2 separate regions of the Homo sapiens genome follow, and region 2 is linked to region 1. Evidence: read pairs that join two places in POLR2A ChIA-PET (ENCODE). Cell type or tissue: GM12878. All regions are shown on one strand. Links, peaks and the distances in the headings refer to the core of each region. The heading gives the core; the rest is flanking DNA. Region 1 overlaps RERE (arginine-glutamic acid dipeptide repeats). Region 2 overlaps RERE (arginine-glutamic acid dipeptide repeats).

Region 1 (15,980 bases), core at 4,735-12,734:
GGCATGAACACGGGAGGCGGAGCTTCGCGCCACTGCACTCCAGCCTAGGCGACAGCGAGACTCCATCTCAAAAAAAAAAAAAAAAAAAAAAAAATTTTTTTTCGTCTATGAGTTTCCTTCTGCATTTTCCCTTTTTGGTGAACAAATAATACATTTTCAAGGAATAAAATTGAAAAATGTGGACAAGTAAAAGTTAAAATAGAAGCTACTTAACCACTGTTAACATTTGTTGTATGGTCAGTTTTCTTAGTGAACGTATATGGAGTTAAGCTATTCGCAGTTTTGTGATGTGGTTCTTAACATGTCCTGAATTTATTTCCATGCCACCACTTGTAAATCTGAACTGTTCTGGCTGCTTTGTATGCCATTCATGCTGAGATTCATAACCTGGGGTATATGGCCAACCAAGGCAAATTTAAGGGATTGTGAACTTGGGTGAGGAAAAAATTGCATCTTTATTTTTACCAGTTCATCAAATGTCAAATGACATTCAGCATTCACTTCATTTATGAAGCTAGGTGATAAGCACAGCAATACTGGCAGTGCCTATGACATCAGTATAAATTATAGGTATTCTCCTATCACATCACATGGAAAAAACATCTCAAAATAATGTTTATATTCCACATTACTTTGAAAGTATGGAGGTTATTCAGGGAGTGACCTCTAGTAAATCCTGTTATTTAATGAATCAACAAAAAAGTACACATATTACTATATTACAAGTTTTTTATATTATGATAAGTATTTCAATATATGTTGCTTTCGTACATTAAAAAATTTATTTAAGAACAGGTATATAGAATGCTAAAGTCATCCATGGCACAAAAAAATATGACATGCTCACACGCTAATGGCTATATGCCACAGTTTAACTAGTTCTGTGTTGTTGGACTTGATGTTTTCCAAATATTCTCCGTTCTAAACAGCAGTGATGAATATCGATAAATTTATTTCAGCTCACTTTCCTAAGGAATGGAATTACTGAGTTAGTATGTCTGGACATTTAAAGGTTTCACACTTCTTTCTAACCAGCCCTAGTGTATCGTAGGGCTTTGGCCTATAAAAGTGACTGAATTTGTAGTTTTGAAATTGAAGAAATGTCCTTATGTAACTTTAATGTCAACAAAAAAGAGAAATTGGAGAAATGTTGTGTCAATAGAACAGGAGACTTTGTATAATCTTTGAAGGGTAAATCTTTGCCACCATGAGTGGATCAGACATATTTTTGTGCTCTTCTTTTGGTCCCCGGGTTAAGGGTGTGGAAAGGAGGTAGAGCTGTGGTATCACAGAGGATATCGTCCTTCTAATATGAAGTAAAATATAGATTATAATCTGAGAATTTAGGATAGTATGATTTTGGTCAGCTTTAACTCTTATAAATAATACAATGTTCTAGAAAATTTGTTTGTCGGTAGTCCCTATATTTTTGTGGAAGAACAGTCATGTATTCTCTCTCAAGTCCTGATCAAACCTGTACAGAAGTGGAGTATGAAAGAGGGGAGACTGAGTAGTGCCAGCAGACACCATCCACCTGCCCTCACAAAGAATGCCAGGCAGTCTGCAGGAGAGGTTAACATCACTTATTCCTACTTGTGCAACCTTATAGTAGAGTCGTGCTAGGAACTTGACTTCACTGTAAAGTCTCTTAGGGGAGGAAGTTGTGACTTTGTCTGCTGCTAGGGGTTGATTCATAATCCTAGGAGAAGGTAATAGTTGAATCAACCTATTTTGATCATTCTAAATTAAGAGCTCTGTGTTCTACTTTTTAATGCATCATCTGTTCCTAGCTTTTTCTGTTTAAAAAAATTAGAATATTTTCCCCAAAATATGTGTTCTGGATGCCACTAGGGCATCTAGAAATTTAAATTTAATGGATGAAATTTAAATATTTTGCCGATTTAAAAATAATTTATAAAAATATTTGAGTAAAGTGGCCGAAAATACTGAACTGTGAATCAGGAGGTGTGGATTCTCGGCTTGGTTCTTGAGCTACAGGCAAAGCTTCTGTTACTCCATTGTATGTGGCCTCCATTCTCTTTGTTCTCCCATGCTCTATCTCCTGCTCCACCTCCAGCCCACACATTTGCCTTCAGACTACTAGGAAGAGTAAGAAGAGCAAGGCTTCCACTTTTCAGGATTCAGTTTCCAGAAGTTGAAATATTATAGGTCTGCTTATATTTTATGGCTAGGACTTTGTTGCATGACCGAGTTAGCTGTTAGAGAGGCTGGGAAGTGTCTTTATTCTGAGAGGCCATGTGTCCAACTGTGTACCAGATGTTTTTTATTTTTTTATATTTTATTTAATATTATTATTGTTATTATTATTATTGCTTCTTTGTTTCTGAGATGAGGATTCACACTGTTGCCCAGGCTGGAGTGCAGTGGTCATCATAGTTCACTGCAGGCTCATACTCCTGGGCTCAAGAGATCCTCCCACCTCAGCCTCCTGAGTATGTGGGACTACAAGCATGTGCCACCATGCCCAGCCTTCTTAATAAGGAAGAAGGGGAGAATAAATATTGGGCCCAGCTAGCAGTCCCTGTTTCAGAGACAAAAAAAATAAGTAACCATTAAAATTATTGAAGATGGCCGGGTGCGGTGGCTTACGCCTGTAATCCCAGCACTTTGGGAGGCCGAGGTGGGTAGATCACCTGAGGTTGGGAGTTCAAGACCTGCCTGACCAACAAGGTGAAACCCTGTCTCTACTAAAAATACAAAATTAGCCGGGTGTTGTGGTGCATGCCTGCATTCCCAGCTACTTGGGAGACTGAGGCACGAGAATCACTTGAACCTGGGAGGCGGAGGTTGCGGTGAGCTGAGATCGCGCCATTGCACTCCAGCCTGGGCAACAAGAGTGAAACTCAGTCTTAAAAATAAAATAAAATAAAATAAAATAAGATAAGATAAGATAAGATAAGATAAGATAAAATAAAATAATAATTGAAGACATACAGTTGTTTCCATGTCTACCTCTTATATTAGATTGTGAACTTGTCAAGGGAAGGACAGTGTTTTTTTCGCCTTAGCATCTCCAGCACTTACGTGGCACATTAGTGGTGCCCAGTCAGTTTGTGTGTGAATGTTTTTATGAGATTATGATTCTTTTCCTTATAGAATCCTTCATATTCTTTATTTTTAATGTAACCTTGACAAGACTTGCCTATAAGACAAAGGGTCTTTCATATACTTTGTTTAGAATGGGGAAGTCTTAATTTTTCCTCCCAAAGTTCTCATACATTTTGTCTTCGCAGATGTTCAAAACGTAATTTTTCCAAGGTACAGATTACAAAAGGAGCATGCTAAAGCAACACTCTCATTAAGTGTTATATTGGCCTAGAGCAGCTGCACTCATTTGTTGAACGAAGTCTGTTGTGAATACGGTTTCATATAGAAAGCATCCAGAGCCTCTTAGGGCTTGAACAATAAACAGAAGCTCTCGTCTCATTTTAGGAATCAAGAAGCATTTAGATACTTTAAATACTATGACCTTGCTGAAATCTGTGCTAATTTTGATTATGAAAGTGACAGGTGGACAGCAGATTACCAGACAAAATCCCTTACAACCCTAGAATTCTTTTTATCCTGAGTATATTGTATATTTCAGAAAGCAAAATCACTGTATCATAAGGAGATGGATGATTGCAATCATAAGGAGATAGATGATTGGAAATTACTGTGTAGGTGGAATTGTTTTTTCAAAATACCTGTTGAATAGTTGTAAAATGACATTTGTAATTCACAGTGGGCTGAAGATCTTTAAAGGAAAAATGAGGTCTCAATATTTATTGTCATAGGAAAGTGTCTTGATGTTTTAAATTATTCTTAAAGTATCTTTATTCAGGCCAGGCGCGGTGGCTCACGCCTCTAATCCCAGCACTTTGAGAGGCTGAGGCAGGCGGATCACGAGGTCGGGAGATCAAGACCATCCTGGCTAACACAGTGAAACCTCATCTCTACTAAAAATACAAAAAATTAGCCGGGCGTGGTGGTGGGCACCTGTAGTCCCAGCTACTCATGAGGCTGAGGTAGGAGAATGGCTTGAACCTGGGAGGCGGAGCTTGCAGTGAACCGAGATCGCGCCACTGCACTCCAGCCTGGGTGACAGAGCAAGACTCCGTCTCTAAATAAATAAGTAAATCTTTATTCTTTGACTTCAATTAGAAGAAGTAAGACCTGCCCAAACAACAGCAATGACAACAAAAACCCGAATGAAAACAACAACGATTTAAGGGAGAGAAGGAGTAGGTATGGGTAGATTTCGAGAGTCAGGGAACAGGTTTCATTTGCCCTTTCAAGTTTATATAAACTAAAGCAAACAATTAAATTTGAAGCCTGCTGACACTGTAATAGATTTCAAGTAAGCTGGTAGAATTTAATGAAGTGTATTAGATGTCAGCTATAGTATTAGTAGCATTTTAACAATCAGCCAATAAAACAAGAGCACAGTCTTCTGTGCCTGCAACTTTGTAGAAGATGTTTTATAGTGGTATGGTACTGCAAGATAAAAAAAGTAGAAAGGATTTTAGCCCTTGATCCTTCATTTTGTGGGGAGAAATTGCTCTCATTTAGGGAAGTGATACGTTAGTAATAGGCATTGAGTGGGCAGATAACTGAATAGAACAGGTTGTAAGTTGGTGGCATTTGGGTCCTGAAGGTTGAGCAGGATTGTGATAGGACCTGGTTGGGAAGAGCGGTTGTAGTAGCAGCAGCGTGAGGATGGGCATGGCTTGGTCTTGATTGAATGTGTCTATAGGAGAGGAGAAACAAAGCCAGGTGAGCAGACTTTGCTTGCTGAATGAAAAGGGTGTCTCTGTTTTTCCTTTACTTCTCATCTGTCATTGTGTGACCCTGGTGGTTATAGTTTGGGGCAGCAAATTCTGGGTCCTTACCTTATTACTGTTTGGGTGTTGATTTGATAAGTTCATTTCTCTTCCTCTTTTCTTTCTTTGACAGAGTCTCACTCTGTTGCTCAGGCTGGAGTGCAGTGGCACCATCTCTGTTCACTGTAGCTTCTGCCTCCTGTGGTCAAGCAATCCTCCCACCTCAGCCTCCTCAGTAGCTGGGACCACAGGTGCACGCCATCACACCTGGGTAATTTTTTTTTTCTTTTTGTAGAGACAGAGTTTTGCCACGTTGCCCAGGTTGGTCTCGAACTCCTGGGCTCACACGATCCACCTGCCTCGGCTTCCCAAAGTGCTGGGATTACAGGCCTGAGCCACCGTGCGCAGCCAATAAGTTTCTTTTAAGGTGCATCTTTGCATGCTTTTTTCTGCTTTAAGCATGTCTTACACAGCTGTGTGGATGTTTCCTCTTCCATGAAAGAGTAATCACTCAAGAAGAAAAATCACTCACGGGATTGTTGTGATTTCTAGTAACTAACACTCAGAAGTACATTTTTGTGTGTGTGTGTGTGTGTGTGTCTGTGTGTGTGCGTGCGCACGTGCGTGTTTAAGAGACAGGATCTTGCTTTGTTCCCCAGGCTGGCACGCAGTGGTGCTATTATAGCTCACTGCAGCCTCAACCTCCTGGGCTTAAGTGATCCTCCCACCTCAACCTCCTAAGCAGCTGGGACTGCAGGTGCCTGCCACCGTGCCCAGCTATTTAAAAAAATTTTTTTTGTAGAGATGGAGTCTTGCTATGTTGCTCAGGCTGGTCTCGAACTTCTGACCTGAAGTGATCCTCCTGCCTCCACCTCCCAATGTGTTGGGATTATAAGTGTGAGCCACTAAGCTTGGCCATAAGTAAATTTCTCTTAAACAGAATATCAATCTCAGAAGCAATTCAGTATATATTAATATATGCCATGTGCCTTGTTTGTATATTTAAATCCATATAGGATATTTAGCCTACTTTTAATAAATTTCACTTAATGTTGACATTGTAACTGATTTGAAATATATAAGAAAATCATCCAAGAGTATGTTTTTAAAAATGTCTTTTAATCTTGAATTTTGCTAACTTAAAAAAATCCGTATTAGTAGAACATCTTTCCAGAATGGCAATTAAACTTTTATTTTCTGACATTTTGGTTGTATTTAAGTCCTAACTTTCTAGAAAGTTGGAGGTAAATATTTGAATGGGAAAGAATATTAAATGAATATGTACATTAGTCTTAACAAGGAAGGCTTCCAAGAAATAGAAGATGCCTGTGAAGTACAGGAAAATAATTGGTGTGGGAAATTTTGTAGCTTGATGCTTGGACTGTGGAACAGTTGCATTTACAAAACTGAGAACTGCAGACTACAGTTAACTGTCATTAATTTCTTTGAATAGAAATATGTTCCATTTACTGTACAATCAGGAGCCAGGCTTGAATGAGTTTAAATAGATGAAATCTAAATTATACTGACAGTCTATTAAACAGTAGCAGAAAACCTGTAAAGAAAATGGATTACTAGTTTATAATAAAATCATTTGCCAAATAAGAATTATAACACACGCATTGTGAATTGTCCTGTGTATTTCCAGTGAGCCCTGTAAATTGGTTGAATCATTTATTGTAAAGCCCAGGCTCCTAGTGCATTGTTTTCTGAAAAGGAGCAAGCAGTGTTGCTTGAAATCTGCGCTGCAGGATGTGACACCAGAAGATCAGACGAGCAATTTGTTTGTTGTCAGCCATACGGGGAGAGAAGAATTTTCACCCAGCCTACCTGTCACTGATGATGTTTTCCTATAAATACTGGGCACAATGTTCTAGAAGTGTTTGGACTCTTTGCATTGATTTCTTGAATGTACATTATTTCAGCCATATATCAGTTCTCATCATTAAGTTAAGGATCTGTCAGCATTTCCATTAGTAATCATCCTCTACTTAATAGGGTTCAGAGCATAGTTTTTTTGGGGGAGGGGATGAGTCGTTAAATTGAGGATAGAATTGTCACCTGCATTTTTAAGCTTTAGGAAATTAGATACTCTGAAGTATCAAGGGGACAGAAAGAGTGAGTGAAGCCTGGAAGTTCTCTTCCTTTGTGTCTGTGGTGCCACAAGCACTACTTCAATAGGTAGATGGCTGTCACTGAATTTTAAAATAGATTTCCCCCCTTGGATTACTTTTATTCTCTTACAGCACATAAGCTGTATATGAACACAAGTTTTATACTAGTATAGAGATCCACATCAGTTAACTGGAACTTGGATGTTACATTGGCTAAACTCACTTTCATGATAGGGACTCAACCAACACAGCTGACAAGGGGTGCTATTTAAGGAACGTTTTCAGAGTAAAATAAGGAGATGAGAGTGCTTACAGTGTTCTTTGCTTGGGTAATATAAGTGTCCAACCATGGCTAATATTTAGCATATCAGTATAACTAATAAGATTTCTGCTACTGGCAGGATAATTTTGCTTTTTCTTGTTCCACAGAGTTCGCAAGTTTGTATAGCATATGATTGATTTGGGAAGCGGGGGTCATGCTTCATGCTGCAGCAGTTAGTCCAAAACATCCACATCACTGTTATTTTTTATTTTTTTAAGAGACAAGGTTTCATGCTGTCACCCAGGCTGGAGTGTAGTGGTGGTACAGTCATAGCTCATTGTAACCTCAAACTCCAGGGCACAGGCAGTCCTCTGCCTCGGCCTCCCAAAGTGCTGGAATTACAGGCATGTGCCACCATGCCTGGCCCAGCATTATTTTTTAAAGTTGGGAAGATAATTATCTGAGATCAGTTTTTAAGTTTTCAATACATTGGGAGATTTCCTGACTTTTAAAGGAGAAAAGAGAAATGTAGGAATTTTCAACAAAATCCCTTTTAGTTTATTATGACCTGTTCCCCTCAACTTGTTTGTTCTCATTATTTAACTGTCCTTGTTAGCAATGAGGATAAAGACAGATGAATGTTTGCTAGAAATATTTAGTGTTCTGTGTTTAGTGAGGCTTTCTTTGTAGCACTACTTGGGAATCTATAGACATTTCAATACATGGAATGTAATTATTATGTTTAAAAAAGAGGGGAACAAAGATATATGTTATCTGGGATCTTTTCCCACCAAGTTTAGAATCCTTAAGATGATGCAGCTGATTTTGATAACAGTTGATAAACAGAGTAAGGGTAAGGACTGGGAAGGCTTCATTTATGGAGGTGCACTTTTCCCAATTTTTGTTTCCTTTTCCATGTATGTATGTGTGTATATATGTACGTATGTATGTATGACTGAGTGACAGGGTCTCACTCTGTCACCTAGATTGGAGTACAGTGGCTGGATCATAGCTCACTGCAGCTTTGAACTCCAGGGCTCCAGTGATGCTGTCACCTGAGCTTCCTGAGCAGCAGTCCTTTTCCCTTTTAAATTCTCCAGTGTTACAGTCAATATGAGTACCCCTCACAGCAAAAGATTCTGGCAGGAAACTAAAGTAGGTTACCTGGCAATCGAGTTATTTCCTAAAGAAGTATTAGAATACAGCATTTGTTTTGTTCATATTGATAGAGCGTAGCAACTTTCTTGCTAGGATCTCTCTCTTCTTTTTTTTTTAAACCATGTCTCTGTTTAGTTTGTTTGTTCCTCATATAATTTTTGAGTGTTTACTATGAAGAACAGTGCATTGTTTATAGAGTTGAGGAATGGTGATGGGTTTGGCTGTTTTATGGTTTGGGAGACTAGAACTGGGAGGGTTTGTTGGAGGACATGCAGTATGCCAGAGACTCTGGATTGGAATTTGGGTACCGGGATTTCAGCGTTGTTTCCAGCATGCACACACACATAACATATACACTCTTTGTGTGTCTTGGAAAATGGAGGACATCTGTTTTAACTGTAGAGAGATACTTGTGGATTTTTTATTCTGCAATATTAGACCAACATACTGTACCTCATTGACTGTTACCTCCAAGCATTGAGGGTGGAGGAGTCATGTAGAGGAGAAACAGAAAGCAGAAGAGCGGTGCAGTCCTGAGAGTCAACTTCCCATTTCACCGCTGTGCCACCCAGCTTGGTCTCTGAGAAATCTCTTTGTGAGAAAGTCTTTGTTCATGCGTGCTTTTTACAATGGGGTTTTCTATTGGAAATTATATCAGAGTGGCACTGCCATGCTTTGCAAAGGGATGAGAAGGTATTTCAAAGATTAATAGGCGGAGACACATTGATGGAAAGGAAAATTCTTTATGAGGTGGAGCAGTGGCTGAGCATTGCCTATATATGTTGTGACCACAGTTTTAGTACTGGCGTGTGTGGCACTGCTTGCTAAATTAGTGGGTGAGGTAAGTGTCCACTCTGCTCTGTAGGAGGCTGTCAGAAAAGATGCTGACAGGTTCTTTGTGTTTCATAATGACACACTGCCTAATGCTTCAGACTGAGATTTTTACCCTTGAGGGGACTGTGCTTTTGCTATATTTACATAAACCTGCTGATTTGCTGAGGGTTGAAAAAGCAGAGAGGGCCTTCTTTGCCTTGAGAATCTGCCTTCACGTTTTGGCTGACTTCCTTCCCCAGCTTAGCAAATGCTCTGTTGTTTACAGATGGCACAATAGATCTTTGGACATGAAGCTATGCTGAGGTTGTGAGAAACAGCCAGAAATACCTCTGTTCAGTATCATTGCCCAAATTACGGATTTTGTTGCTCCCTGTTCACAAGGATTTGAGGTCACTTAATCCTGTGATCCATTCCCAGACAGAGGTTAGGTGTTAAGAGAGTAGGTCTCAACCTAGACCCATGGTTTCATTTCTAGACATCCCTAGTAAAGACACATTAGTTATCATGTGTTGTTTGGACTAATTGATATTGATGGTAATAGCCTCACTCATTTTTCTGGCCCATTACAGGCATGCTGATTTGAAGATTTAAAAAATATATATACTTGCCCTGCCAAAACCGTTTGCTCAATTCTGGTAAATACGTGTTTTTACATGGGTGATTCTGAAGATGTGCATTATGCATTTGGTGGATCACATCAGCTTTGTGCAGTTCTTTCAGAACTGCTAGCTTTCTAATAAAAAAAGAAGTATATGCAGTGCTTGGGGGCCGTGGGAGATTTTCAGATTGAGAATCATTGATCCTACTGACTAAAACCAATTTTATAACCAGCTTCAGACATCCCATGCACTCATAAATTGCATGAAAATCTTGCCAAATCATTTTGGCTTTAAAAGATTACTGGGCATATATTCCAACTGAGATTTTAACATTGCTCTTGACTACGTTCTTATCTTTCCCTTTTCAAATAAAGCACTTTATTTTTGTGCTATAAACATTTATATAAATTATTTTCTTAAATAGCTGCTTGATTAATGAGCCAAGGGGAAATGCTTTTTATATGAGAATTTGGCTTTAATTGAACCTTGTTTTGAATATTTTTAAGAGTAATATAAAGTAGAATTTTTTTCTGTGAGACTTGAATTCTAAATTGTGTTTATTTTTTGTTGGGTCATCCTAATATTTGTCAGAGGGTTATAAAGAAAAGTTTGACTGTACAATAGTTCGTCATGCTTTGATTTTAAAAATGAATTAGACAAATCAGGTCAAAGCAGTGTATTTTTTTCCCCATTCCTATGGCAAGTTTTACATAGTGTGAAACATTTTTAGTTCTTATTACTCCAGTCTTAGCCATTCTGTGTTTCATGACTATGTATGTAAAGTTTTTTTTTTTAACAGCCACCCTCCAGTGGCTTACAAAACTGTAAGTTTTGTCACTTAATTTTGCAGTGAGCTTCTCTAACTTTTTCATATATGTGTTTCAAAGTACTGATAGAGCTCACTTGATGCACTCACCCATTTTACAGATTATTAACCTTGTGTATTGGACTGTCTGATATGAATTCATAGCTTTGGATCAGTTTGAGTTGCCATGGTCGTTTTTTAAACAAAAAGAGGTGGCTTTTAATCTAAGGAAAAGTAACAGTGGTCATTCCGTATGTCCGGTTGAGGATCTCTCTCATGCTTATCCCTCATGGCAGCATTTCTCAGGCCAGGTGTGTGAGGCAGCTCCAGTACAACTGCTGAGAAGTGTTTAGGCAAACAGATGTGCTTGGCTGCTCTTGACATACCGGCATGTTCCTTTCCTTCCTTCTCTAACAGAGCTATATCCTAGTGTATTTACAGGCACTTTTCTTGAATGTAACTTTGCAGCGGGAAATGAAAGAACATAGGTTCTTTTTCCTTTTTCTGGAAAGCTTTTTTGTATGTAAGTTAGCTTTATATCTCACAGTAAGATGGTGTGTAGTAATGATCCTATGGATTATTTAAAGTATATATAAATAAAGCTTTTCTTTGTGTAAAAAGAAAAACATGCGTAGTCTTTGCTTTCCAAGTGTCTCCCATTTATTTCAGGTTTTTTTTTTTTTTTGAGACAGTTTCACTGTCACCCAGGCTGGAGTGCAGTGGCGTGATCTCGGCTCACTGCTATCTCCGCCTCCTGGGTTCAAGCAATCCTCCTGCCTCTAAGTCCTGAGTAGCTGGGATTACAGGTGTGTGCCACCACACCCAGCTAATTTTTGTATTTTTAGTGTAGTTGGGGTTTCACCATGTTGGTCAGGCTGGTCTTGAACTGACCTCAGGTGATCCACCTGACTTGGCCTTATTTTTTATTTTTTATTTTTTTTAACCCCCACACTAATGGCAGACATTAGTCCTTGGTGAGTACGGGGAAGGTAGAATTGAGTACATTTCTCTGAGCCTACAAGATTGATAGTAATTGTTAGTGGACAGTGCAGACCACCTTACTGCCAAATAACTTGACAAGGAATGTAAATTGTTAATGTTATGTAAAAGAAGGGAGGTGTTGCCATTTAGTTACAGAGGAGCCATGAGGAGTTACTCCATATGGAACTGATAACTAATTCTAAGGTTGGTGTGATCAGGGGCTAGTAGAAGGAGAGAAGAAGAGTTTTGCAGACTGGGAGCAGAGTTGGGGTTTCTTGTAGTGAATGCAGCCTAGGGGAAGATGGGGTGTGGAGTGAGACCAGACCATTGAATGCAGTAAGTTTGTCACTTGAGCCTTAAGAAGGTAGAAGCAATTAATTAGAAAGGGACCTATTAGTTCTGAAGCCAGTGAGTAGTAGCTGTAAGAGTTAAAGAATGAGGAAAGAAATGCGAAAAGTGGCTTAACAGTCAAAGACAGGCTCATTTTGGAGAATAAACCGGAGAGGGGCTTCTGGCTGATTTTGGTCAGGAGCACTGTCTATTACAGACCAAGAGTATTACTTAAGGATTTAGGGCAGGAGAGCTTATCACAGGCTTGGAATGTTTCTGTGTGGAGGAGAAGTTTATTGTGGGGTTGGAATGTTTTGGGGCTGACATCTCTCCAGCCAGAGGGGACGTTATCTCTGGGCTGGCATGTCTGTGGTCAGAGAGGGGTTTATCTTAGGATTGGAATGTTTGTGGTTGGAGATGTCATTTGTGGTTTATGGTCATGATGTCATTAGCCATTAGGCTGATGCCCTTTGGGTTGGATTTAGGCAGTTTTTGATCAAGGGGAACTTGAAAATGGTGGTGCTTGTCCAAGATGGTGATGCTCCTGCTCTGTCAGTAGCTAGGCTATGATGGTGTTAATGTCATGAAATGTGGTATGTAGGAAGCAACAGAAAGGAGAGGGCATGTTGAGTTGAGTAAGGTGAGTAAATAATTGATAACTAGAGATCTGAAATGCTGGCAGTGGGTATAACAGGGACTGAAACACAGGAAACTAAGAACTTTGGGTTGTTCCAAAATTGTGTAATTTGGAGCTACAGTTTTTATCTAGGGAATTGAGTTTCTTCTGTTTTTACTTGAATACCAAGGTAGGAGTATGAAAGAATGATCTACTGTGGTGGGAAGAATTCTCTTGCTTGTCCCTTAAGATGATTAGCATGTTAAGTTGATGTTGCCTGAATGCTGAAGCACAGTTATTTAGCATCTGGGACCTTGGAACAAGATAGGGAAAGCTTAGTCAACAGTTCATTCCTGAGCTACTGTTTTACGTGGATTCAGGGATTAAATCTCTGTTGAGTCCATCTTTGAGTAGAGAAATCAGTTGGGGAATTCTGAATGCCTAAATAGTTGGCATTGAGATTTCTTCTTTTTCTAGAGTGCCTTTTGGGTAGGTACAAAGATCCTGATGTTCTGCAGAAAGTTTCTTGGAATGTACTCATTTGTGAGGACTTTCTTCCTGATCATCTTAGTTGGTCTGTTGGGGTTTGTGATGACTCCCAATTGCTACTTCTGTGCTTTTTCTTCGCTCTCAACACATAAGACAAATGAGACAATAGAGGAAGTTGCCAGTGTTGTCAAGCATCTGAATTATTGTAAGATACACTCATTCTGAAGGGTCCAGAGGAAGTATAAAATGAATGGCATTATGGGCTGGCCATGGTGGTTTATGCATGTAATCACAGCACTTTGGGAGGCCGAGGCAGGGGGATAGCTTCAGCCCAAGAGTTTGAGACTAGCCTGGGCAACATAGTGAGGCCCTGTCTATGCAAAATGAATGAATGAATGAGGCATTGTGGTCACTATTCCTAGATTTCATTGACTGTGCCTTTACTTTTCAGTAAATAATACGTAGACTTTCCTGACCTAAGCTTTATGATGATCTTAGGTTGTGATATGGGGGTAGGAGGAGGTTAACTCTCTCTATAGCCACTGCTTTCCTTAAAATCATTGCTTTTTATTTAAGTGTCTTAACATGGCATTTTAAAAAGCAACCTTGGCCAAGCGTGGTGGCTCATGCCTGTAATCCTGACACTTCGGGTGGCTGAGGTGGGAGGATTGCTTGAGCCCAGGAGTTGGAGAGGAGACCAGCCAAAACAAAACAAAACAAAACAAACAAACAAACAAACAAAAGCAACGCTTTACACTCCAGTCATTGAGAGCATCAAAAATTATTTTCCAACCACTGCCATGTCAAATGTAATTTAAGAAAGCACCCTTCTTCCCTGAAGAAAATGCAATTTGGTTTACTTTATTCCATCTCTGATTAGTGGCATTGTTTTTGTTTACAGTTAGAAAATAAAATGTGTTTAGGGTACAATGTAATGGCAAATTGTCTGTAAGAGATTAGTTTTCTTTCTCTTTTTGATTAGTTGAAAAGGTCATTGTAATAGCATGTTCAAGCTAGTCATCTTTGCGTATTTCATTTATTTCCTCACAAAATATTTATTACAAATATAGTAGCACGTGGCAAAGCCGTTTCTCTTTTTCGAAGACATGTGAACATGTATCTGAATAAGATACTCAAGATTTCATCTTGATGTGTGATCTTGAGCAAGCGGTTTCTTTTATCTAAATGTCTTCATCTGAATATGGATAATCCCTTGGACTCCTCCCCTTCTTCTTCAGGGACTCTGAAGAAAATAATTTAGGCTTCATCAGATTCTTTAAATTATTAGAAAAATAATCAGAAAGAACCAAAGGGCAGTTTTCCTTTAGCCTAAAGATATTTGCAATTTAATATCATCTTTTGGAAAAAATTTACAATAAAAGATATGTGCTTTGTCATTTATTTATTTATGCAGTGGCTTTATGGGCCCTGTCTTTGTTCCTTAAAGGTAAATGCCATTGTTTTAAAATTTCTTTTTCTTTTAAAGACTGTGTGTATATCGAGAGTCGGAGGCCAAACACACCGTATTTCATCTGTAGCATTCAAGACTTCAAACTGGTAAGCGTTTTTAATGTGCTGTTCACTCTGCTCTGTATTCTCTCTTTTTCCAGTTCCATTGGCTATCTCTTATTGTTCCTCCATCGCTGTTGACGTGGTTACCAGTTCACCTTTTGAGTGCTAACTGCCTCGTGGCAGTAGCACTGAAATGAGGGTTACTAGTTCCATCTTTTCAGCTTTGTAACACTTACTCTCATAATGCTTATATTGTAAACAATATTTCTGAAGTTTTTATCCCTTTAGTAACTTTTGACAATTTCAGATAGTCCCTTGAATTTCTGAAGTAGCTTGTTTCTTCTCAGCCATTGTTAAGAGCCTGAAGTAAAGTAAATTCAGTAAATTGATGAGTAGGGGAAATAATATAAACGGGTCAGAGAATAGTTTCCAGTGGAAACCTGTCACTTCCTTCAATATTTCGGCAGGTGTGGAGTATATGATGTTGAAATTGTTGTGGGGGTTTCCCGGGGTAGCGGTTGAAAGAAGTCTGGCTTGGGCGTGGTAAAGTTGTTATACTTTCTTTCCAGTTTTAGTGCATGTGTTGCAGAAGTAAGGACATAGCTACTGTACTTTCTCATTAAAAATTCTTCCTGAATATATAAGTGTTGATGTTCCTCATTATGAAATCGCTTTTTTAGGGCCAGTGGTTCTCACACTTTAGGCTTTGGATCCCTGGATGTCTGCAGAGATTTGGCAGAGGTCTGCAAATAAACATGCTAAGCTTGATGTAAATAAATTGATCTCACACGTCTGGACAACGATTTTTCAGCCTGTTTTCAGTATGCTTTTATGATTTTTAAAAATTTCACTTATTTAAAAGCAATACACAGTTAAGAACCACTATTTGTCATTGTTGTTGTTTGAAACAGAGTCTTGCTCTGTCACCCAGGCTGGAGTGCAGTGGTGCAGTCTTGGCTCACCGCAGCCTCTGCCTCCCGGAAACAAGTGATTCTCCTGCCTCAGCCTCCCGAGTAGCTGGGATTACAGGTGCGTGCCAGTACAACCGGCTGATTTTTTTTGTATTTTTAGCAGAGAACAGGGTTTCACCATGTTGGCCAGGCTGGTCTCCAACTTCTGACCTCAAGTGATTTGCCTGCTTTGGCCTCCCAAAGTGCTGGGATTACAAACGTGAGCTACCATGCCAGCCGGGAACCACTGTTTGTTTGTTATTTTCCTCAAACAATTGGTATTTGAAATACTACTGAAGTAGTATCATTTGGGAATCTTTTGAAACATTTTGATCTTACAAGGGATCCTAGTACTTTGAAGATTGTGAACCACTGTCTGTGCTCTTAGGCCTAGAGAATTCGTAATTCCTTAGCTTTGTAGAGATGTGTATCACTATCTGTGAATGCTCTTATTTCCAACACCCTTTGTAATTTGACAATATTTGTGTTCTGACATATGTTGTATGT
Region 2 (15,980 bases), core at 3,210-11,209, 55 kb before region 1:
GTTTATATTATATTAGGTATTATACGTAATCTAGAGATTCTTTTTAAAGTATACCGGGCCGAATACGGTGGCTCATGCCTGTAATCCCAGCACTTTGGGAGGCCTAGACGGGCAGATCACTTGAGATCAGGAGTTAGAGACCAGCCTGGCCATTATAGTGAAACCCTGTCTCTACTAAAAATACAAAAATATTAGCCAGATGTGGTGGTAGGCGCCTCTAGTCGCAGCTACTCGGGAGTCTGGGGCGGAAGAATCGCTTGAAATGGGAGGCAGAAGTTGCAGTGAGCTGAGATCACACCACTGCACTCCAGCCTGGGTGACACAGTGAGACTCCATCTCAAAAAAAAAGAAAAAAAAAAAGTATATGGGAGAATGTGAGTAGGTTATATGCAGATACTATACCGTTTTATATACGAGTGTCTGGATATTGGTATCTGTGGAGGTTCTGGAACCAGTTCCCCTTGGATACCGAGGGATGACCGTAGTATGAATTTGTTAGTGGTTCCATGTAAGTGTTATTTCCCCTCAGTTTCCCTGTGTTCTTCGTTTTCCAAAACATTTCATTTTATAAAACAAAGGGATGCTTTTCAGTTTTTAGAAATAAACCCATTCTGCTAAGGTCCTTATTTGCTAGATCTATGTAGAGTTAAATGTTTGTATTATTTTCTTTCTTTATTGAGGACCATTTATTTTAATGATCAAGGAACTCAGAAATGCAGAAGATTTGGTCCTGTCCTTGGAGCTTGTAATATATCCAGTAATAATTGCAGCAGTGCATATTCAGGGGCTTACTATGCAACAGGTACTGTGCACTTCTTAGAGGAGGTTAGAACTACTTCCAGGGTAAGCTAAGTTAGAGCGTTTGACTCTGCATTTATCCAGTACTAGCTACTTGTTGGAATTTAACATCAGCCTAATTGTGGCATATAAGTACCCAGTGCCTTGGTTGTTAAGATGATTTGGATAGGCTCTCCTGATGGTTATGTAGTTCATTAATTCTTGTTACAGGTCCTTAACTTTATTTTTATCAGGGACTTCTTTGAGTATTGGTGTAATATATGATCTTTCTCCCAGAACATAATTTGTGACTGTTTGAGTACATAAATTGCAGATGGTTTATGTAGCCTTTGAAGCCTATCCATGAACCCTCTCATTAAGAACTCCTATTCTGGTGAGCCCTAGATCTATGTTTGAATGACTAGGAAGGCTTTGCATTTCTTATTTTTGGCAGGTTTGCTTTACTTATATTGATTTGAGGCCATTGACTTGTGCGAACACTTGTGGAACAGTGTTTGTGTGTACTGAATGGTTTATAAAGGGGTTCCCAAGGCTGCTGTTGACCGTATTAAACTGCTTTCTTTATGAGGACATAGAGATAAACTTTTCTTAGCTCTTAGTACCAAAAAAAACCAGACCTTCTGAGCATGTGGTTTGTTTTCTAACTTACAGATTTAGAATCCTGTAACTCATCAAGTTTCCTTTGAGCCATTTGCTTGTAAAATTTTGGCCGGCCGGGCACGGTGGCTCATGCCTGTAATCCCAGCACTTTGGGAGGTGGAGGCGGGCAGATCACAAGGTCAAGAGATCGAGACCATCCTGGCCAACATGGTAAAACCCCGTCTGTACTAAAAATACAAAGATTAGCTGGGCGTGGTGGTGCGCGCCTATAGTCCCAGCTACTCAGGAGGCTGAGGCAGGAGAACTGCTTGAACCTGGGAGGCAGAGGTTGCAATAAGCCGAGATTGCACCACTGCATTCCAGCCTGGTGACAGAGCGAGACACCGTCTCAAAAATAAATAAATAAATAAATAAAAATAAAAAATAAACTAAAATTTTGGCCACATCTAACAAAAGGTACAAAATGAACATGAATACATACTTTTATGTAGCAGCTCATTCATGGTTTCATCTTTTAGATTCTCCTCCTCTTCTATTTTTTCCTTTGTTCCAAGGAAAAGAGAAGCAAATATTGTATAATTAAAAGTAAAGGCTTTGTAGCCTGTGTGACCCGTGAAACTAGGTGTGTGACCTAAGGAAACTATCCACAAAGGTAAATACTTAATACTTCTTAGCTATTATTCTCCACCAAATACCCTCATCTGTTCTTAAATTTTATTTTACATTGTCTAAATCTCAGTAAGCTACCTTCAGCCCCCTTTAAAGCCATCCTTTCAAACTATCTTTCTCTCTCGATACAAAGATTTAATTTCTGCCTAGAGACAATCAGTAAAGAAATTGTGTAGGCGAGTGCCGTGGACTGAATTGTATTGCCTCAAAATTCCTATGTTCAAGCCTTAGCTTTCCGTTCCCCAAGTGCTATAGTATTTGGAGGTGGAGCCTTTGGAAGGCAGTTAGGTTTAGATGAGATCCTGAGGGTGGGGCTCCTCATGATGTGATTAGTGTCCTTATAAGAAGAGGAAGAGAGACCAGAGATGACCAGTGCTCACTCTGACATGTAAGGACACAGCCCCAGAAGGTGGCCATTTGCAAGCTAGGAAGAGAGCCCTCATTGAGAAAGTGAATCTGCTGGCACCTTGATCTTGGACTTCTGAGACTCCGAAACTGCAAGCGATAAATTTTTGCTGTTTAAGCCACCCAGTCTGTGGTATTCTGTTATGGCGGACTAATACAGAGCATAAATTTTATACCTGCAGAAGATGATCAGTATGTTACTACAGAGACTGAGCTTTTTGAGAACGAAATGAGGATTATACTTCTCTTGGCAGAAGACTTTAGACCTACTGAACAGCCTTTACTGGCCTCTAGTTCCATCCTTACAGCTGCCTTCTGAAGGAGGCAGAACAGATGTTAGCCTCTCAGGTTACACAAAATGAGATGCAAGTGTAGGGCAGTTCATTGAGTTTCCCACATTTACAGTTTACATTTTGGAAGTGGCTAACTAAGCCTGTTAGTAGTTTTTTTTTTTTTTTTCCTGTATCCATTGCTCCTTCGATGGGCACCTTAATTTGTCAGTCTTATAATCGCTTTGCTTAGAAGAATATAACCTTTATTTTTAGTCCCTGTGGTGATTTGATTTTCAAGGTGAAGAACTCTCTCACTTCTCACATTCTGGCATGGGAACTGAAACTTCAGTGGGGAAATTATTGAATTATCTTTCCTGTCTCAGGGAAAAAATATGAATTCCTTGGCCTGCTGTTTAGATTTGAAGTATAAAATTTCTTTGAAGTGTCATAACTCTAAGAAATGTGATATTACCTGAATTAGTACTTGTGATATTGTATCCTTTCATTTTTATACAGGTATTGGTTTGTTACTCAGTCTTGCTGATGAATGTCTGTAATAGGATAGAGGAGTTATTTGTGGCTATCTACAACCAGAAAATTGCTGTTTATTTTAGTCAAAGTGATTTGAGTATGTCTTCATCAAAGGGATAAAGCAGGAATGCCAGAAACTATAAACTTTAGTCAACTAAAGAAGAAAAACAACCAAACCAAAGGCCAAAAACTCCATCCTTAATTCTGCCCTTCATTCTGAAAGAATTCTGAGTCTCTACAAAGTTTATATTCATAAGCTGTCAGAACATACTTAATTTGCTCCATTTTCCATTGAAATTTCAACAAAGAAACTAAAAAAAAAATCAAATTTTTACTTGATAAAACTATTTCTTTAGATTAAAAGCTTGGAATAGATTTTTAAAAAAGCTTTATTGAGAGAAAATTCCTATACGAGATAGCTCACTCATTTAAAAAGTATACAAATCAATGGTTTCCAGTATATAGCTGTTCCTTGACTTAAGATGGAGTTGTGTCCCAGGAAACCCATCCTAAGTTGAAAATACATGTCGAAAATGAATTTAATTCACCTAATCTACCAAAATCCATAGCTTAGCTTAGCCGATGTTACACATGCTCAGAACACTTGCATTAGCCTACAGTTGGGCAAAATCATCTAACATAAATCCTATTATATAAGAAAGTGTTGGATATCTCATGGTATATATGTATGAGTGGATGAATGGATGGACAAATGGACAGACAGATAGATGTTTTGCCCAGTGGCACGATCATAGCTCCCATGCTCAAGTTATCCTCCCACCTTAGCTTCTGGAGTAGCTGGGAGGCTACAGGTGTGTGCCACTATGCCTGGCTAATTTTTTAATTTTAATTTTAATTTTTTTTTTTTTGAGATGGAGTCTTACTCTTTTGCCCAGGCTGGAGTGCAGTGGTACAATTTTGGCTCACTGCAACCTCCACCTCCTGGGTTCAAGGGATTCTTCTGCCTCAGCCTCCCAAGTAGCTAGGATTACAATAGCAGGTGCTGCGCCCAGCTGATTTTTGTATTTTTAGTAGAGACGGGGTTTCACCATGTTACCCAGGCTGGTCTTCGACTCCTGAGTTCAGGTCATCCGCCTTTGCCTCCCAAAGTGTTGGGATTACAGGCATGAGCCACCATGCCTGGCCTTAAATTTTTTGTAGAGATAGGGGTCTCATGTTCTCCAGGCTCCTCTCAAACTCGTTGGTTCAAGCGATCCTCCTGACTTGGCCTTCCAAAGTGTTGAGATTATAGGCGTTAGTCGCTGTGCCCTGAACTGAAAGTGAAAAATGGAATAGTTGTGTGGTTACCTAGAGTATGTTTTCCACTGAATGCGTATCACTTTTGGACTGTTGTTAATTTGAAAAAATCGTATGTTAGACCCTCTTAAGTTGGGGACCATCTGTGTTCATAGAGTTGTGCAACCAGGACCATATTATTAGAAATAGATTTTTATATGGCAGTTCTTGGTGATTAATTGAATGCTGTTAGATAATCTTTTTGTGTAAATTTGTACTTCTGTGAATAAGAATATAACTAAACTAAAACTAAATTTGTACTTCTGTGAATAAGAATATAAGATGTTTTACTTTGCAATATATAATTGGCTTAAGGCATTAAAACCCTGCTTTTGTTTACTGTGGTCTGACATAAGGGAGTTAACTTCAGCTTAAGGTTATTAAATCCTTCAATGACTGATGACTCCCTTCAAGTTATGTATGACGAAGCAATTATGAATATGGTGTGAAAATGGGATGTAATCTCTTTCAACACATTATTTGGAGAAATTACGACTCTCCCCAAGTATTGTATATTCAAATATGTTAGACACTGACCATTTTCAGCAGTTTGTTAGAGAATTTTTTATTTATAGTAGAAAGTCAGAGTCAGCCTTTATGTCTCAGATTTGGTGAGTTTCTCAGTGTTAATTCCCAATTGGTTAATAAACGTCAAATGGAGCTTTAAGGCTCCTGGGCAAGTCCATTCACTTATGCAGTTTCTTAGATGCCTGTTTCATACATTGTCCTTTTATACTTCCTCCTTGGCCTCATGGTGGGCTTCCTACTTGCATGAGAAAATCAGAACAGTCTTAAGAGCCCTTCTGCAGACTCCTACCACATCTTGCCACCTTCCAGGGCATCCTGTGCTTTCCCCACTGCTTGTGTATAGACCAGCTGTTCAGGGAACTCTCTGAGGCGCCACCCGTGCCCTCTCACATAGTAATTTCCTGTCTCTCATAATGTTGATGTTTCATTCTCTGCTGGATCTTTCCCAGCAGCATACAAACATGCCGCTTTTCTCCAATCTTAAAACAGATACAAACTCCCGTATTTGGATCCCACTTACTCTGCCAGCTATTGCTGATTTCTCTGCTTCCTTTGCAGAAAAACTTCTCAACAAGAGTTTTCTGTACCCAGATCTCCAGTTCTCCTTTCCTCTTAAATCCATCCGTTGTTGCTCCAGGGAAACTGCCCTTGTGATGATCACTAAGGCCTCTGCACTGACTGTTCCTTCTGCCTGGGATATGTTTCTCCAAATATCTGTAGCTCACCGTCCCGCTTTCGAGTCTCAGTGAGAGGCCTACCTTGACCCTCAGTCTCGGCTCTACTTTGTCCTTACTCTGCTCTGTTTTCCCCTAGAGTACTTGTCTTCATCACAAACTACACCTTTATTTTTTTTTTGAGACTGAGTTTCGCTCTTGTCGCCTAGGCTGCAGTACAATGGCGTAATCTCAGTTTACTGCAACCGCCACCTCCCGGGTTCAAGTGATCCTGCTGCCTCAGCCTCCCAAGTAGCTGAGATTACAGGCACCCACCACCACACCCAGCTAATTTTTGTATTTTTAGTGGAGATGGGGTTTCACCATGTTGGCCAGGCTGGTCTTGAACTCCTGACCTCAGGTGATCCACCCGCCTTGGCCTCCCAAAGTGCTGGGATTACAGGCATGAGCCACCGTGCCCGGCTACATCTTTATTTTTATTGCTTATTGTCTTGTTTCTTCCACCAGAATGTAAAGTCCTGAATGACAGAGAATTTTGACTCTTTGGTTTACTGCTCTATCTCCAGCACATAATAGGTGTCTGATAAATATTTGTTGAATTTCTACGTAATTCCCTAGGATGCATGGCTTTAAAAATTACCTAAATGCAGGCTAGACACAGTGGCTTACACCTGTAATCCTAGCACCGTGAGAGGCCAAGACGAGCGGATTGCTTGATCCCAGGAGTTCAAGACCATCCTGGGCAACATGGCAAAACCCCGTCTCTACTAAAAATACAATAAATTAGCCAGGCATGGTGATGTGCATCTGTAGTCCCAGCTACTTGGGAGTCTGAGGTGGGAGGATTGCCTGAGCTTGGGAAGTCGAGGCTGCAGTGAGCTGAGATCGTGCTACTGCTCTCCAGCCTGGGTGATGGATGTGAGACCTTGTTTCCAAAAAAAAAAAAAAAAATTACCTAAAGAGTTTAAAATGTTATCTTTAGTCCAGACCTACTTAGCTGCCTTCCTTGTATCTCCACTCAGAAGATATAGCTCCACTCACATGTCCAGTAAGCACCTAACACTTAACATGTCTAAATGGAACTCTGATGTTTTTCCCCAAACCACATATCATTGTGGAGTTTTATTTTTAACTTCTTCAGCCAGCTGAGTTTTATGCACCAGCTTCTTTTCTTTGGTTTATACATTGTACCACCTGAAAAACCAGCGGTAATTGGAGCAATCTTAGGTTATTTAAATTAGTCTTATTTGGCATCTCTAAAGCAGTCACATTTTTGGACATTGAAAACGATTCTAAACAGTAGAGTAGCTGGGACTACAGGGGCGTGCCACCACACCCGGCTGATTTTTTTTGTTTTTTTGTGTGTGTGTTTTTAGTAGAGACAGGGTTTCACCGTGTTAGCCAGGATGGTCTAGATCTCCTGACCTCGCGATCCACCCACCTCGGCCTCCTAAAGTGCTGGGATTACAGGCGTGAGCCACCGCGCCCGGCCTTAATAGATAAATCTTTATTGTGGATTTCTTAGGATTATTTGTATTTTGTTGTTTTAATACTTGGAAATATGGTTGTAGCTTTCAAAGTAAGGAAGTAATGATAATTGTTATTGAAACTTGGATGACTTTAAAATATTTTACTTACCGTTATTTAGCAAATATAAAATGCTTCCTGGAAAGCCTTTCTGTGTGTAGTAGGTAAACTGTTGAATCAGGAAATGTGTAGTTTAAAAGTTCCTCTCTATGGAAGCATCAAATTAGTTCTTTAAAATCCAAATTTGGGCTGGGTGTGGTATGTCACTCCTATAATCCCAGTGCTTTGGGCAGCCTAGAAGAGAGGATTGCTTGAGCCCAGGAGTTTGAGACCACCCTGAGTAACATAGTGAGACCTTGTCTCTACAAAAAATTGAAAAATTAGCTGGCTGTGGTGGCACGTGTCTGTGGTCCCAGTTACTTGGAAGACTGAAGCAGGAGGATTGCTTGAGCCCAGGAGGTTGAGGCTGTAGTGAGCCATGATCGTGCACTGCACTCCAGCCTGGATCACAGAGTGAGATCCTGTCTCAAATGAATGGAATGAATGAATGAATGAATGAATGGATGAATGAGTAAAGGGATTTCCCACCCATTGCTGGTATTTAGCTTCTGGAGGTGACCAATTAGTGTTTCCTGTTTATTGCAATTGCAGGAGGCAAAGATGGTGGTGACAGGAAGGCTTCTCATAGGGAGAGGTGGGTTAACAGCTCATAGGGAGAGGTGGATTAACAGGCATCAGATTGTGCTTGGGTTTGATTATCCTTTGTAGGAGCTATACTTACTATTTCACCAAATACTTTTGAACTTGATTATTGCTTAATTAATCATTCTTGTTTGTTTTTAAATCTCTAGTTGAAATATGTTGGTTTTAAGCCCCCTTTTCCTGTGTCTGATACTTAGTGCTTCTGTAACAGTTGGTAAAATGATTTTATAAGCTTCCGTGTTTCAGCATTGATTCCATCATATGAGAGGAGGGCGGGGTTTTTTGTTTATGCCCAGGATTTTTTTTAATGATAAATTATTTCTTCTTTTATGACAGTGGCTTCATGATACTAGCTTTTCTAACAAAATTTCCTGTAATTAAAGTGGATATTTTAATATACCTAATTATTATTTGGTACATTGATTCATTGAAAATGTATTTGGTCATTGAAGCATTCTTTAAAATGAAGGCTTTTTGCACACCTTGAACCATGAAAAATTTGTCCTGCTTTAGCATGACTTTAAGTGGAAATTTTGTTTAGTATCTATCTTTAATTACTAAGATCCTTTTGGTGTGTTTTAATGCAATCATTTAAGGCCAGTGGTAAAAACCAAAAAAACTGGCATTTAACCTGTGAAGTAGTATTGTTAACCTGGCTTTGAAGGAAAACCTGTGATGTGAATTTATTTTTTAATTAAGATTAGGTTGTAATATCCCCAAGGAGTTGGTAGCTGTGCTTGATTGATTGATTGATTGATTTGAGATGGAGTTTCTCCCTTGTTGCCTGGGCTGGAGTGCAGTGGTGCCATTTTGGCTCAGTGCAACCTCCACCTCCCAGGTTCAAGCAATTCTCCTGCCTCAGTCTCCTGAGTAGCTGAGATTACAGGCATGCCCCACCCTGCCCGGCTTATTTTGTATTTTTAGTAGAGATGGGGTTTTGCCATGTTGGTGAGATTGGTTTCAAACTCCTGACCTCAGGTGATCCGCCCGCCTTGGCCTCCCAAAGTGCTGGGTTTACAGACCTGAGCCACTGCGCCTGGTCAATTTATTTTTTAAAAATAAAGTCATATAAATGCATATATTTTGTTTTTAATCTCTGCCATAAATGAATATTTTCTGTGTTTTATACCTTTATTGGTATTCTGTTAAAAGCAGCACCAGTAACTGTGGGGAACAGTTTTCCCTTAGACAGTCTACAGTGGATGGGTTGTAGAATTTCTGTGTGTCTCTGAAGAGGTTTTTGGAAAGGTGTCCCATCCCTCCCCGTCTTTTCTCTTTAGCAGGGTCCAGCCATTTCATTTCTTTAGTCTTTAAGTAGAATGATTAGATTCTACTAAGTGGTGCCCTTTTATGCCATTCTCAAGCAGAGAATTGGGGAAAAGATGAAGGAACAAGTCTGGAGGGAGGAGTGGGATTAAAAGGAAAACAAAAGGGTGAAGGTACATGTGTGGTATAGACTTGTAGGATTCCTAGGAGGATGGCTTGGCGTGAGGCTGGGCCTGCATCCTCTCCCCTTTGAATATTCCATTTTTGATGTTATTAATTCTTCAGGCATTTGGCATCTAAAATATGGATAATTTGTAACATTTGTTATATTTGGTTTTTGAAGCTTGATGATTATACTAATAGAATTTTTGAGTTCCATTCTTTTTTTTTTTTTTTTTTTTTTTTGGTAAAGACAGTGAGGCAGAGTTGGTAAATTATGGAGTCTAACTTCTGATTGGGGTCTTTGGGCTATACCAGTGTTTATTTTACCGAAGTATAGCATTGAGTAGTAGTTGTATTTCCCATCATTGAATCTGTTACCTTCACACTCAGATCCTTGATTGCTCTTTGGATTAAATTAAGGCATGCGAAAGAATCACTTGTCATTTCTAATAAAGACTGGGTTGAAAACCTGATTGAGGCTGGCATACCTGTGAAGTATGAGTCATCACTTGCCTAATTTTTATTCTGCATTATAGTACTAGAGCCGGCATTTCTTGTTAAACATTATTACATGCTTCACATTTCTAGGTATAGAGAAGTTCGTGAATTAGTATAGTTATTTTTATTGTGTAGGTAACAATTTTTACCACCTATACATTGGAAGGCTTATTACCAGTCCCTAGTGGACACTGAAATGTCAAAGAAATCAAGAAATACACTCATAAAACAAGACATGGTCCCAATCATTTTGAGAAAGTTTATGGTGGGTAAAACTGAACTGGACAGATAATTAATGTCATACAACAACAACAGTGCCCACAGGAAAGTTCCATTTAAACAATAAAACAAGCCACATAATATTTTCATAGTACCTCAGAACAGGAATTGGTTGTGTGGCTTAAGCAAATTCAAAGGCTGTGGTATTGATAAAGAGATTTATATTGAAATGTGAAGAATTTATTGTATCATGGAAAGAAATGAGATAGGATTTAGTTGAAATTATTAGTCATGAAATTATGAAGAATATAGAGCCTGACTTTGTTATAGACAGCCTATAATATAAAGAAGGGAACAAGTCCCATTTCACCTATTACTAAGCAGACTTCATCTCATGATACGACAGAGCTTCAGTACAGGTTGGGGGTGGTAAGCCTGGGTAGAGGAAGGCCAAAATCTGTCACTTAGCCAAAACAGGGTAGGTAGGGTTCAGAGTAAAGGAGATTATGATCAAAATAAGCCCTTAGTCTGATTAGGGCTTTGCATGGTTATGTTGAAATGAGAGTAGAATATACAAAAATATTTCTGGTGTGGAGTTTATTGTACTTAAGTGCTTATTTCTCAAACCCAGAACCAAGTTGACTTACTATATTTGCCCAGATCTCTCAATATGAATATTAGGATATAAAAGAATCAATTTCGCCTTCCATTCCTGTCCTACTTATTTAATGGCTACTCTTAAAATTTCAACTAAAGATTAAACTTCTTTATTTCTACTGGGATCTGTGGAAATCTGTGGTGATTGCGTTAGTACCTATTTCAGTTTAATTTCTTTGTTGATCTCTAGTATTATAGATAAATTTCATTTACTTTTTTTGATTTAGTTTAAGACTTGTGATATAGAACTTAAAGTGTTACCTAATCTCAATTTGTTGAGATGTTTAATAGCACACTTTAATCTGTGGCCAAATTTAGGTATTAATGATTTGAGGTTTCAACTCATATTTTGTATTTACAGGGGAAGTAGAACAGTATATATGGAATAATTAAGCTAAGTAAATATTTGCCTTTTGCCATGGTGTTCAGTGTTCTAAAGTCAAATATTTACGATAGAAATGAAAGCTTAGCTAAACTGAAAGCAAGCCATCTTACCTTTTAAGATGAATAGGTATGCTGTGGCTTCTAAAACCTCATTTTCAGAGCTCCTGACAAAAATATTAAGAGAAAGACTCCCCGGTTATTATACATAATTTAGTATATGAATAGTCCTATATGAGATCCTTATGATTTATTCCTTGTATATAAAATTTCTGAGTGGTTTGGTTTGGAGATGCCTGCACCAGTGAGAAAGTGGTAGGAGAATAGTAGCTTATTGTTGGCCGTTTCTCTCCTGCCCCCTGCCCCGTTTGTTTTATTTCTGAATGGTTTCAGTTTGCGTTTTCTGTAAGTTAGAAAAGACGAATGGTTTTAAAAGCCTAGGAAATTTGTTTCCCGGGACCTCGATGGTTTTACATGCTTTCTGACTCCCATTCTCCGGCTCTCCACTCAGGTGGTTGAGCCATTGGAAATTTTGACCTGTATTTAGCATTCGTAGAGGGCACTTGGTAATTTTTATTTTTGCAAGTATTCCTGCGAGATTGACCCATATTAGTGGTAAGCAGTTGTCTCAGTCCTTTGTATGTTTACCTGTCTCTTTCTCCCGGGCTATAGTGTTTTTCAATTTCCGACTCCCAGTCTGAGCTGAATGTGAACTGTGAAAGGGTGTGTAGCTTCTAAATTGGTAAGGTTTATTATACTCTGAAACGGAGTTGAGGAGGTACAATTCTTTTCCTTTAATCCTAGCTGAGTGCTTTCTTTTCTCTAAAGGACCCATTTAAACATAGATGTTACTTTTCAGTCTCTCTTTCCTTTTTACCCTGAAGCCCACAGTTCTGATTCTCATGCTTAAGAACTAAGATTTTCTCAGACTCCTCCTCTGTCTTCCTTCTTTTCCTTTCTTTCCCCCATCCATATGGCATTACGTCCTTGTTCTTGAATTGCTTCTTTCTGTTGTCAGAGTCCTTCTGGAAACATTTTCTATGGAATCCTCTCCATTCAAGCTAGAATTCCGGGCGAGAATTTGCTTTATACACCACACTACGTTTGCTTGCTTTCTCAGATTCAGAAGTGCTTTGGTTAGAAAGGAATAGTTGCCCACATTTTGGCCTCTTCTCATGGCAGATGGCTGACCTTTCCCCTCAGAGATCATTGGTACCTGGACTCAGAGGGCAGAAGGAAGTACTCCAGAGAAATGCAACTTATGCATATACTCAGATGTATTTTTTTTTCTTTTAGTGAAGTAATAACCAAAAAATCAGAATGATAATCACTGAACAGGTTTTTCTGGCTTTCTCCATTTTCCACCAGGTGTATAGGAAAAGGACATTGGTGTCACGTGACTGCCTTTCTTATGTGTACAGAATCTCTTGCACCCCTACCCGCTACCACCTTCCCCATACATCACTAAGAAAACAGCTATTCCATGATGATTATTTTGAAGGCAGTACCATAGTGTTGCATTATGGAAAAACGTGTGTAGTTTAAATTTTAGAGAATTTTATAAAACATCCCTGTGCAAGGTCATGAGTTCTTTCCCGCTTCCTCTCTTCCTGTGTATAAGCAGCCTGTGATAATTAACTTGAGTGGCAGATCACACCAGTGAAGTTCTCAGGGAGCGCTTGGAGATATTTCAATCATTCTTGAAAAATAAGTGATTGAAAACATGTGCTCCTAAAAGCTCTAGTTTTGTAGAAAACAGAACTCTGCCATCATCCTGTATTATAAATACGGAGGTAATTTATTGATTTTACAGAAATTGAAGCTTTGTTTTTATTATGAAGAAAAATGTGCAGCCTTCTGCCTACCCACATGACAATTGCATAGGGTTGGGAAATCCTCTGAGGGAGGGTAGACTTAAGATTGTACCCAGGCTGTCATTACATATAGCCTGTCTGCCAGAGACTCTAGGCCCTGATTTCAGAGTGATGGTATAATATGTTGAGTGAGTCAGAGAAGATCAGTGTGGAGAGGGGAATTTATAAAGGAAGAGTGCTGACGGTGTAAGATAATGGAACCTGTGATTCTAAAACTTGGCAGATGTGACTATGATAGATAAAGGTAGTGGAAAAAAATGGTTTCTTGCTCTTTTTTCCTCGGGTCACGTTGTGTAAATTGCTGAAGAAATGGAAGAATAAAGCCTTAGATTGCTATGGGACTGTCTCACTGTCTTTCCTAAGAAGAATTGTAATCTGTTGCCTTTGTGAGAGTCAAAGATAAAGTCCCCTGGGTTCATGTTTATGCATATTCTTGTACTTGAGGCTATTAGAGTTGATTAAAAGAGAGTGGCTTATTGAGGAAATGAGAATCTTAATATTTGTACTTACCATACATTTAGCTTTAGATCAGCACTGTGGAATAGAACTTTCAGTGGCAATGGAAATGTTCTGTGTCTGTGCTGTCCAGTGTGGTAGCTGCTAGCCACATGTAGCTAGTAAGCACCTGAAATGTGGCTAGTGTGACCTAGAAAGTACATTTTAAAAATTTTATTTAATTGAAATTTATTTAAATAGCCATGTAGATAGTGACTACTATACTGGACAGCATGGCCCTAGATTAAAGTTCTTAAGTGGGTCATATGGCTGTAAGAGGAATAATATCTGAGAGCATTCTCTTATGTCTAGACATTTTGTGGTTTTGTGGACACATGATTATTTCTACATTTTTTCTTTAGAGAAAGTTGGAATGGAAAGGGGAATGTAAAGACTATTAGCATGTGAGTTGGAGAGTTATAATTTACTTTTTGTATTTTTATTTTTATTTTTTTGGAGATGGAGTCTCGCTCTGTCGCCCAGGCTAGAGTGCAGTGGTACGATCTCGGCTCACTGCAACCTCCGCCTCCCTGCAACCTCCGCCTCCCTGCAACCTCCGCCTCCCAGGTTCAATCGATTCGGTTCCTGATTCTCCTGCCTCAGCTTCCCGAGTAGGGACTACAGGCGCGTGCCACCATGCCTGGCTAATTTTTTTTTTTTTTGTATTTTTAGTAGAGATGGGGTTTCACCATGTTAGCCAGGATGGTTTTGATCTCCTGACCTCGGGATTGCCCGCCTTGGCCTCCCAAAATGCTAGGATTATAGGCGTGAGCTACTGTGTCTGGCCCCATAATTTAATTTTTAAAACAAAAGACCCAAAAGTCGCCTGTTTTTTTTAAGTATTTAAGAAAAACGTTAATGAAAACCATATTGTTTTTACTTAAGAATCTGTGCCCTTTGATTATAAAAGAGGAAAGCTTGTTAGTGAATAATGAAAAATGAAATCTAATAAATTGATTTTATTCATGACCAAATATTTCATTACTTTCAGAGGTAAATGTGGCACAGTTCCTGTTCTCGTGGATCTGAACAGCAACCAGGAGACCATGCTTCTGCAGCCTGAGAAGGGTTGGCTTGGGAAACCAGGCTTCCGGAGGGCTGCAGGCCCTTTGGAGGGATATGAGGAGTCAAGGCAGGCTTCTTGAGTAGAACAAACAACTCTTCCTGTTAAGCAATACAAACAAATAGTTTTTCTGGGACCAGATTGATGTGTTTTAGATACTGTTTTCTGCAAAATGTTTATTGCTTGCCTCTGTGCTGTGGAATTCTAAAGATGTGAATAACATGGTTTGTCATCAGCAGTGTTGAGGTTTATTGAGCATCTTGTATCTGCTAGCATTGTGTGGATTGGTAAGTTTGCATGGATTATTTTGCTTATTCCTCACAACTCCATGAGATACGTCATATTATTATCTTCATTTTGTCAGTGAAGAAACTGAAGTCTAGACAGAGAAATTGACTAGCTCATGTTTACAAAACTAGCAAGGACAAGGGTATGTTCTGTCAGTGGAGCCCTACAGAGAAGGGTGAGGGGAGATGGTACATGAAACATATGAATTAGTGAATAATAAGGTTTTTACGTTATTCTTATGTTAGAACGCTAACCTGTGAAATACTGACCGTGTGATTACAAAAGGAATTAAGGAATGGCATGGCATGGGTTGGAAGCATCAACAATTTCTTTTTTTTTTTTTTTCTTTTCTTTCTTTCTTTTTTTTTTTTTTTGAGACGGAGACTCACTCTGTCGCCCAGGCTGGAGTGCAGTGGCGTGATCTCGGCTCACTGCAACCTCTGCCTCCCGGGTTTAAGCAGTTCTGCCTCAGCCTCCCAAGTAGCTGGGATTACAGGCACGTGCCACCACGCCTGGCTAATTTTGTATTTTTAATAGAGACAGGGTTTTACCATGTTGGCCAGGCTGGTCTCGAACTCCTGATCTCAGGGGATCCACCTGCCTTGGCCTCCCATAGTGCTGGGATTACAGATGGGAGCCACCATGCCCAGCCAAATTACTTTTCTGACACTTGAAGTGGATGTGAATGGTGTGCATTTATCAAAAACCCCTCTTGGGCTAGTGGCAAGGACGCATGAGCAAAGGTGAAAGGGTGAGCTCAAGCACAGGGGATCTGTAGAGAAGGCTTGTATTGGAGAGTCAAGGGGGAGGCTGTTTAGGGAGGACTGGAGGAGTGGTTTCTTGAAGGAGGAAATTGGGCCTGACATGATTTTTCTTTGTAAGTTTTTGAATGAAGATATTAAAAACTGAGACAAATGTAGGTGGCATTTGCAGAGAGCAGGAACTGAGGTCTAGGACAAATGAGGGCGCTTTGAATGGAGAAAAAGATTCACAGAACTGCCTCAGACGTTTTCCTCCAGTTCAAGTTAGTGACCAGCAATAACTGCCCTATTTGGTACTCATCCCTGTGGGTGGT

What was found. Peaks named below come from ENCODE experiments on the same cell type or tissue, not always from the same donor. Only the 100,000 strongest peaks of a DNase experiment are listed, where the experiment ranks them.
Region 2: POLR2A ChIA-PET joins it to region 1 with 10 read pairs; 6 of 35 experiments call an interaction of 5 or more read pairs at or near these places.

Annotation. Positions count from the first base shown.
Region 1 is chr1:8,622,898-8,638,877 of GRCh38, reverse strand. It overlaps RERE (arginine-glutamic acid dipeptide repeats), which reads left to right. Exons shown (of 23, transcript NM_001042681.2): 3 at 14,498-14,568. Among named protein-coding and RNA genes, the nearest start is that of SNORD128, 140 kb to the right of the region's middle. RefSeq lists an enhancer at 8,939-9,058. In GM12878, for the core only: no CTCF peak of the experiment used is centred there; a DNase peak (open chromatin) is centred at 9,297; H3K4me3 peaks cover 1,225 bases; H3K27ac peaks cover 2,768 bases.
Region 2 is chr1:8,676,725-8,692,704 of GRCh38, reverse strand. All of the region lies in intron 1 of RERE (arginine-glutamic acid dipeptide repeats), which reads left to right. Among named protein-coding and RNA genes, the nearest start is that of RERE, 130 kb to the left of the region's middle. RefSeq lists an enhancer at 1,526-2,026 and a silencer at 5,400-5,449. In GM12878, for the core only: no CTCF peak of the experiment used is centred there; no DNase peak of the experiment used is centred there; H3K27ac peaks cover 972 bases.